Regions from separate parts of the Homo sapiens genome. Here region 2 is linked to region 1. A link is a contact called in ENCODE Hi-C or POLR2A ChIA-PET data. All regions are on one chromosome and are shown on one strand. The core of a region is the stretch at or near the end of the contact, and the rest is flanking DNA. Distances in the headings are between cores, read along the strand shown. Region 1 holds the start of MRPS10 (mitochondrial ribosomal protein S10). Region 2 holds the start of NFKBIE (NFKB inhibitor epsilon).

Region 1 (4,405 bases), core at 190-2,689:
TGGTGGTTTGGAAGGGAGGGCTGTCTGGGTAAATTTGTCTTAATAAAGCAGTTCAAAAATTTCAATCTCTAATACCATCTGACTTTTCTCAAGAACAGTGGTTTTCAGGCCGGGTGCGGTGGCTCAAGGCTGTAATCCCAGCACTTTGGGAGGCCGAGGCTGCCGGATCACTTGAGGTCAGGAGTTCGAGACCAGCCTGACCGACATGGTGAAACCCCGTCTCTGCTAAACATACAAATACTAGCTGGGCATGGTGACGCATGACTGTAATTCCAGCTGCTCGGGAGGCTGAGGTAGGAGAATCACTTGAACCCGGGAGGTGGAGGCTGTAGTGAGCCGAGATCGTGCCATTGCGCTCCAGCTTGGGCGACAAGAGCGAAACTCCGTCTCCAAACAAAAACAAAAACAAAAACGGTGGTCTCAAAGTGTAGTCTGAGGACGTCTGTGGGGTCTGAGACACTTTCAGGGGATCCGGGAAATCAAAACTATTTTCATAAAACCAAAACGTCATTTACAACTTTTCCACTCATTCTCTTACCAGTGTACAGTGAAGTTTTCCCGTGACAGCCTGAGGTGTGATATAGGAAAAGATTAAATACAGAAGCAGATTTGAATCTAGCTTTTATTAAGCCAGAAATTAAAGAGAGCTGCAAAAATGTAAAACATTGCTGCTCCTTACTCAGTTTGTTCAGAAAATATATTTTTCATAAAGTATTAGTTGTAACATGTAATGAGTTAGTGTTACTTTTAAATCAATATATATTCTTAAGTTTTATTTTCCAAAAAGCTAAATATAGATAGCAAAAACCCACAAAAACAAAAGCTCTCTGGAGTCCTGAACTCCGAAAGTGTAAAGTGGTCCCAAGGCCAAAAAGCAGGAGAACCGCTGCTGAAAAGTTTTTGCTCCTCCTGCAAATAACTGCGCAGAGGATATCTAACCCACTTCTCTGGCTTGAGACCTTCATCTAAATTTGGATGCCAGGAAAGCATCTCAATTTAGTTCCATGGGAAGAGTCTGATATCTTGCACCAGCTCAGCCTCTAATTTTCGCGAGGCAAATTTCCTGTCTTCTCTGAGCCTCAGTTTATTTTGCAAGCGTGAAAGGAGGGGTTTTGGAACATACGAAGTACAAAATCTTTTCCAGCTCTGACATTCTACGATTATTCTTGTTCCTATCTTTGCCTGGACTCACTAACTTATATTTAATTCCATGAGAGAATTCTGATAAAACTAGCCCCTTTCTCGTCACTTTCCTGTAAACGGCGCGAGGTGAGGGATAAATATCAGGAAAAATCCTGATGGGCAGAGCGGCTGGTGGCAGGGAAACTTAAAAGCAACTATCCCGGTCAGCCCTCCTAGTCTCCCTAGCCAATCCAGTACCTGCCAGAGGCGCCGGCACACAGCACCGAACGCTGTCCGCGCCGCCATCTTGCCGGTCCCGACCTCTCAGGATTGCTTCCGGGGTTACAGCGGCGTCCTCAGACCATAGAGTTCCGCAAAAGAAGAGAGTACATCCTCATGTTCCGGCGCTGGAACAACCATAGAGACATGAACCTGTGCTTTTTGGGGGCGGGACAGTTGGCTGGCCAGGCTGGTTTGGCTCCGGCCAGTGTCTGGATAGTTACCAAGCCCTATTAATGTTTTCACCTTTAAATTGTTGTGTGTGTATACACACACACACACACACACATTTATTTATTTACTTATTTTTTCCTTTTAGAGACTGAGTCTCACTCGGCTGCCCAGGCTGGAGTGCAGTGGCACAGTCATAGCTCACTGCAGCCTCAAACTCCTGCCTCAAGTGATCCTCCTGCCTCAGCCTCCCAAGTAGCTGGACTACAAGTGCGTGCCACCACAGCCGACTAATTTTTTGTTTTTTTTTTTAATTTTCTTGTAGAGACAGGGTCTCATTATATTGCTCTCGTTATTTTGTGGGCTGGTCTTGAATTCCTGTCCTCAAGTGATCCTCTGGCCTTGGCCTCCCAAAGGACTGAGATTACAGGCATGAACCACAAAGCCCGGACTGAAACTAGTGTATTGACACCATTTACTTCAGTACTGGAATAATGGGTGATTTATTTTCCTATTTTTGCATTTTTCAATTTTTTTTGCATTTTTCAAAATTTTAACAAAATCTATATTTAACAAGAAAAAGAAAAGTCGGCCACTACCATTGGGTCCAGTTGCCACTCAGTTACCTTATTGCAGCGGCTTTCTAATTATGGTTCTTAATCCTTTCTTCCTTCCCCACACCAATTGGAATTCCTGTGCTCCAACCATTTTGTATACCGCTGTCCTACTGATCTTTCTAAATTATTCATTTCCTTATGTTACTCTAGTATTTAGGAATTTACAATGGCTAGCTTCACTTACAACAAGCCAAAGTGTTTTGTCTAATTATTAATGTCCACCATAATTTTTTCCAAGTAAAAAGATGTATAACTGGGATTTGCTATAATAAAAACTTCTTCAGGCTGGGTGCGGTGGCTCACGCCTGTAATCCCAGCACTTTGGGAGGCTGAGGTGGGCGGATCACCTGAGGTCAGGAGTTCGAGACCAGCCTGGCCAACATGGTGAAACCCCATCTCTACTAAAAATACAAAAAATTAGTGGGGTGTCATCGTTGTGTGCCTGTAGTCCCAGCTACTCAGGAGGCTGAGGCACGAGAATTGCTTGAACCCGGGAAGTGGAGGTTGCAGTGAGGCAAGATCGTGCCACTGCACTCCAGCCTGGGAGACACAATGAGACTCTGTCTAAAAAAAAAAAAAAAAAAAGAAAAGAAAAGAAAAGGCCAGGTGCAGTGGCTCGGCTCACACCTGTAATTCCAGCACTCAGCACTTTGGGAGGCCAAGGCGGGTGGATCACCTGACGTCAGAAGTTCAAGATCAGCCTGGCCAACATGGCAAAACCCTGTCTCTACTAAAAATACAAAGTCAGGCATGGTGGTGTGCACCTGTAATCCCAGCTATTTGGGAGGCTGAGGCAGGAGAATCTCTTGAACCCGGGAGGCAGAGAGTGCAGTGAGCCGAGATTGAGATTGTACCACTGCACTCCAGTCTAGGGAACAGAGCGAGACTCCGTCTCCAAAAAAAAAACTTATTCCATTTGTGCAAATCTTTAAAAATTTATTTTTATTTTTCCTTTTACTTTCTCCTCATCTTAAAGTCTGCTTCTATAATACTATATTGTCTTTTTTGTGTGTGTGTGTGAGACAGTGTCTCGCTCTGTTGCCCAGGCTGGAGAGCACTGGCTTGATCATAGCCCACTGCAGCCTCAAACTCCTGGGGTTAAGTGATCCTCACACCACAGCCTCTGGAGTATCTAAAACTACAGGTGTTTGCGACCATTTTTTATTTTATTTTTATTGTTTTGTAGAGACAGAGACTTGCTATGTTGCCCAGGCTGGTCTCAAACTCCTGGCTTCCAGCAATCCTCTCACCTTGGCCTCCCAAAGTGCTGGTTTTACAGGTATGAGCCACTGCACTTGGCCCATTTGTTCACATTTCTAAGCTTTATTTCCCCAAAGTGCTTTCACATATGCATTTTAGCCTAATGGAAAACTCTAGCCTTATAATCAGATCTGGTTTCTAATCCCAGGCTTACCAGTTAGTTGAGTGACTTTGAGCAAGTTACTTCCTTACCCTCAGCCTCAGTTTGCTCATATGTCAAAAAAAAAAAAAAAAAAAAGATAACAGTAGTTCCTGCTTCCAATAGTTGCTTGGGAATTCAATGCAATACCAATATATGGTGTTTAGTACAATACTGCCATGTAATGATACACTATAGATGTCATCCACTATTTGTGCCATTAAGTTTCTACCTCACCTGCCTCACAAGGTTGTTGAGAAGATTAAAAATAAAAAGATCAAGTTTATGAGAATATTTTATAGCATCCAAATAAAGAACTGTACAAATATAAAGTTGTTTTTTTTTTCTCCCCACAAATAGTTATTACTACCCTATTTTGCAGGCAAGAGAACCAAAGAAGAGGCAGAATGATTTGCCCAACATCACACCTATCTAGGAGATAGAAAAGGTCTAGGAGCAGAAACCAGTTTTCCTGCCCCTCAGGCTGGCCTCTGTTTACTAGAATTCAGTCCGTGTTGAGGTGTGGCAGAGATTCCAGTGTGGCCTTGCAACAGGGTATGGAAACAGCACACTTCACCTGTGTGCACTTCTTATTTATTTATTTTTGAGACGGAGTTTCACTCTTGTTGCCCAGCCTGGAGTGCAATGGCATGACCCTGGCTCACTGCAACCTCCACCTCCTGGGTTCAAGTGATTCTCCTACCTCAGCCTCCTGAGTAGCTGGGATTACAGGCATGCGCCACCACGCCCAGCTAATTTTTGTATTTTTAGTAGAGACGGAGTTTCTCCATGTTGACCAGGCTGGTCTCAATCTCTT
Region 2 (4,418 bases), core at 528-3,027, 2.0 Mb after region 1:
TTTCTCCCCTCCACACACACACCCAATCTGGACACAACACCTGCTTCTAACTAGAGATGGAAAAGGCTGGGGCTGAGAGGCTAACAAAAGACGGCAATGTCAAAAGTCCCCTCTCCTTGGATCAAAGGTCATCAGAGGTATCTTGCGTGCAGCCCCCAAAACCTTGGGGTTCTGGGCCTGAGGGCTGGTGATCCAGGCAGAGTACAGAAAGGACTGGGTCACTCCTCTCCCACCCACTGGGTCCACCAGCTGTCTTTATCAATGGCCACCCAGGATTAGGACCCTGCATCTCCAAAAAGCAGGTTAGGACAGCCACCTCCTGCCTCCCCTACTCCTATTTATATGAGCACCCTTGACCAGGGATTCCAGCCCTCCCCAACTCTATTTCTCATCCCCAGTTCCCAACCTTTCCCTCCTCTGTCAATGTTTTCTTCTTCCTGGGGGGCTAAATCCTCAACTGGCCAACCCATCCCACACAACTGCCTTTTACTTCAACTGCCCTCTGGCCCACTCCCACCAAACTCCATCTGGGTCTGGAGGAGGAAGGGTTAAGTGAGGGAGTGAGACACGACAGTTAGTGGGACTGGGGGCTCTGGAGGTAGAGGATGTCAGGGACGCTGACTCTAGCCCTCACTTCCCCTTTCTTAGCAGAGGAGGAAGTAAGCTGGGGCAGCCAGCCGCCTGTCTGTCTGCTGGGGCAAGAGTGCCCCAGCCTGGCTCACCCCATCCTCCTGAGGACCAGTCCCAAACCTACACCCTGGTGGCACCCCCCATGCCTAGCTTCCTGGCCCCGACTGGCAACCTGTAACTGGCACCTGTTGTTCCTTGAGACAGAGCATTCTGAGGTCAGGAACTGGGAATCCCAGATATTGAGCAAATAAGGATGTCCCCTTCCCCAGCAAGAAGAAACAAAAAAACTGGACTTGGTCAGGGGAATTTTCTCTTCCTAAGGGTGGATTATTGGTAGATTTCCAAGATGCTGGCTGGGTTAAGGGTCCTGCCAGCTCTGCCCACCCCGAAATGGGAGGACAGAGATGATTCCATGGCCTAGCTGGACCTCAAAAGTGGGCTGAGAGTTAAGTCTGGAGTTTGGAAGAGCGAATGGGGACTTGAAGGATCTTCACGGGGGAGTGGGGGTGCCCGACCTGTTGCGGCTCTTGGGCAGGCCCAGAGTTAGCATCCCGATTCAGCCTAGCCCCCATACTCACGTGTCTCCGTCCTCGGAGATGTAAGTGAGTGCTTCCAGCTGCTGAGGGCTCAGCGCCCCCACGTGGGGGAGTGGCAGGCGTGGGGCCGGGTCCTCAGCCTCGGGGCCCCCCAGCAAGGACAGGGTGTAGGTGAGCGAGGAGGAGCCATAGGTGGAATCAGCCCGCTCCCCATCCGCGTCTTCCTTCTCCTGTGGTTCCTTGACGGGTCCCGGAGGATGGGTGCAGGGCTGGGGGCTGCCGTCCGAGGGCCCGGAGGCTGGAGCCGAGGTGGACTCGGGTAGGGAGCGCAGAGAGCGCAGAGACTCAATGCCAGAGTCGTACTGGCTCTCCTCCGCCTCGTCCGGCCCCTTCCGCGCCTCCGACATGCCCGCGGCTCTGGCCGGCCGGGGCCCGGTCTGAGCAGGATCCGGCTCCAGGCTCCGCCGCGCCGCCTTTCCGGGTTGCGGGTCCGCTTGGCAGAGCGGGCGCCCGGCCCGCGGCGGCCTCCTTCCCGGGCTGTGGGGCTCCGAGGGGCCGGCGCGCAGCGAGGACAAGGTTCGGAGCGCTGGCCAGGTCCACCCAGCGGTTACTGTGGGCAGCCGAACCGCCCAAGCGGGTCCTCCTCCTCGCCCCGCCCCTCCGGACCAACAGGGTCGCCTCACGCGGATGGCCCCGCCCCCTCCCCGCCCCCGGCGGGCGCTTCCGGAAAGAGGCCCCGCCCCTCCGGAATCCCCCTTCCCGGGCTCTGCGTAGGCTTGGAGTCTGTGGTTCCCGGGCCTTGACTCACTCCTTCGTTGATTCATTCACTCATTCATTCATTCATTCATTCACTCTTTCCCCCTTCCTCCTTCACTCCATTCATTAGTTCCACGCATGTACTGTTTCCTTCTTTCACTTCTATTTCTTAATTCATTTGTTTTATTTTTATTTTTTATTTTTTTGAGACGAAGTCTTGCTCTGTTGCCCAGGCTGGAGTGCAGTGGTTGATCTCTGCTCACTGCAACCTCCGCCTCCTGGGTTCAAGCGATTCTCCTGCCTCAGCCTTTCGAGTAGCTGGGACTACAAGTAGAGACGGGGGTCTCGCTACGTTGCCCAGGCTGGTCTCGAACTCCTGGGTTCAAGCGATCTGCCTGCCTCGGACTACCAAAGTGCTGGGATTACAGGCTGTGAGCCACCGGTCCCGGATCATTCATTTGTTTTAAAAGAAATATCTATTAATTGTCCGTACAAGCTGGCATCTTTGGGGGAGGGCATGTAGGCGATGGGATGGGGAAGCACTGCTTCCTATCCCCTGCCCATTTATCTCAATTTCTCTTGCTTTCTCATCTTTCCCTATCAGTGCCCAGGGGTACGGGTAGGGAAAGGGGACTCCCATTATCTTTAAAGGAGCAGTTCTCCTGGGTCCTGGAAGACAGTCTCCTGTGTCAACGTCCCACATCACATGGAATTGGGCATGAAAATGTTTTTTTGGAAAGAGCGTCTTCTCAGGGAAACTGTTGTCTAAAAAGTAAAGTGGTTGTGGAGTTTCTTCTTCCTCAAAGGGTGAAACCCTGGCCTTGGGTAGTTACAGTTTCTGGTCAACCCCAGCAGTCAAGGAAGTGGGGTCAGGTTGGGGAGGCCCCAGACATGCTGGGTTGCACTCTGCTCAGGTCCCCAACACAGCCCCAATCTTAGTCCCAAAACATCTTTCCTCTTTCACTGTCCCTGGGCCTAGGAAGGCCGTGGGAGCACCCTACTACAAGTGAGCCCTAAGCCCATGCTCCATGATTTATTCCCTCATTCCTCCCCACTATTCCAAGTGCTATCAGCCTAACGCCAGCAATGCCCTTAGAGGGTTATCCGCAAGGGAACATGTAGCTTTTCCATCTCCAGCATTGGAGAAAGGAAGGTGGATGAGTGTAGACAGCAACGTTTTGCAGGGGGGAGGCCAGCTTTCCCACAGCCCTTCCCCTGCAACCTCATTTTATTCATCCATCATTCACCTACTTGACAAACATGTATGGAAGGTCTCCTGTAATGTCTGACGTTGTTCTTTCTACTGGAAGCAAAACTGACTATCACAGTAATAACCAATAACCACCCCCCATGACCAACAAAAAAATCCCATGGTCCTAAAAAAGCTCCTTGGCAATTACAGCTCAGAGTGGTTGGGATAAGACAGAAGTGAGAACAGGGTGTTGTGGGGGCACACAGTGGGGCCAGCTACTCAGTGGGGTGAGAGGCAAGGAAGCTTCCATTTGAACTGAGAATGGGAAGGGAAGAGAGATAGGGAGAGGAGAAGGACCTAGTCTGTGGGGGGCGATTGGAGGCAGAAGAGTTGGGGGAGGGCTGAGGGGAGAAGATGGCCCACTGTTCTTCAACCCCATGTAGGACCAGAGTGGGAAAGACGTAATGAGCATGAAGCCCAGTGAGGAGCCACGAGGGGAAAGGCCTGGGAAATTGAAGCATCTCCTTCCCTTGAGTCAGCATGATTTCAGATGTTCTCAGTCTCCTCCCCTGACATGTTCCTCTCCGGTCCTCAAAGGCTGCAGCAAAAGTATAGTAATAAACTCCAGACCCAGACCAACTGGGTTCAAAATTTGGCCGAGCGCGGTGGCTCACGCCTGTAATCACGCCTATAAACTTTGAGAGGCTGAGGTGGGTGGATCATTTGAGGTCAGGAGTTCAAGACTGGCCTGGCCAACATGGCGAAACCTCATCTCTACTAAAAATACAAAAAGTAGCTGGGCCTGGTGGCACATGCCTGTAATTAATCCCAGCTACTTGGGAGGCTGAGGCAGGAGAATCACTTGAGGGTGGAGGTTGCAGTGAGCTGAGATCACACCACTGCACTCCAGCCTGGGCAACAGAGTGAGACTCAGTCTAAAAACAAAAACAAAAACAAAAAAATCCACACGAAATCTGACACTATCATCCCCATTTTAATGTTGGGAAACTGAGGCCCAGAGAGGTGAGTTGACTTGCTCAAGTTAAAATAGAAAGTGCAGAGATGGCTTCTCATCTAATCCAAAACTTTTACATATTTTTTAGTGGAACCTTCTTTTCTTTATCAAGAGGTAAACCACATAGGGTGGGAGTGTCTGAGCCCTCTGCAAGGATGTAAGAACTCAGGAGTGTGCAAGGACCTCCTTTTTATTCATACAGAGGCTGAATTTTAGGAAAAACCCACTTAACCCAGCCAGGTGTTTGGCTCTGAGCCGTAACAGGTGTGTGGCAGTCCCTTTTATGGCC

The links. A loop is a pair of places that touch in the nucleus more often than their neighbours do. ChIA-PET counts read pairs that join two places held with the same protein, here RNA polymerase II (POLR2A). Pooled maps may share reads with other maps.
Region 2: a loop to region 1 is called in a map of natural killer cell, with 19 times the contacts of the local background. The contact joins the promoter of NFKBIE here to the promoter of MRPS10 in region 1. A Hi-C loop is called at or near these places in 1 of 168 maps with a recorded cell type or tissue (natural killer cell), 1 of 37 single-sample maps with no recorded cell type and 7 of 50 pooled maps. POLR2A ChIA-PET finds 5 or more read pairs at or near these places in 1 of 52 experiments (activated B cell).

What each region holds. Positions count from the first base shown.
Region 1 is chr6:42,216,422-42,220,826 of GRCh38, forward strand. MRPS10 (mitochondrial ribosomal protein S10) reads right to left here and starts at 1,440. Exons shown (of 7, transcript NM_018141.4): 1 at 1,381-1,440. The coding sequence starts at 1,428. RefSeq lists enhancers at 1-154, 155-756, 1,328-1,607.
Region 2 is chr6:44,263,774-44,268,191 of GRCh38, forward strand. NFKBIE (NFKB inhibitor epsilon) reads right to left here and starts at 1,778. Exons shown (of 6, transcript NM_004556.3): 1 at 1,209-1,778. The coding sequence starts at 1,573. RefSeq lists enhancers at 283-512, 905-1,404 and a silencer at 1,323-1,992.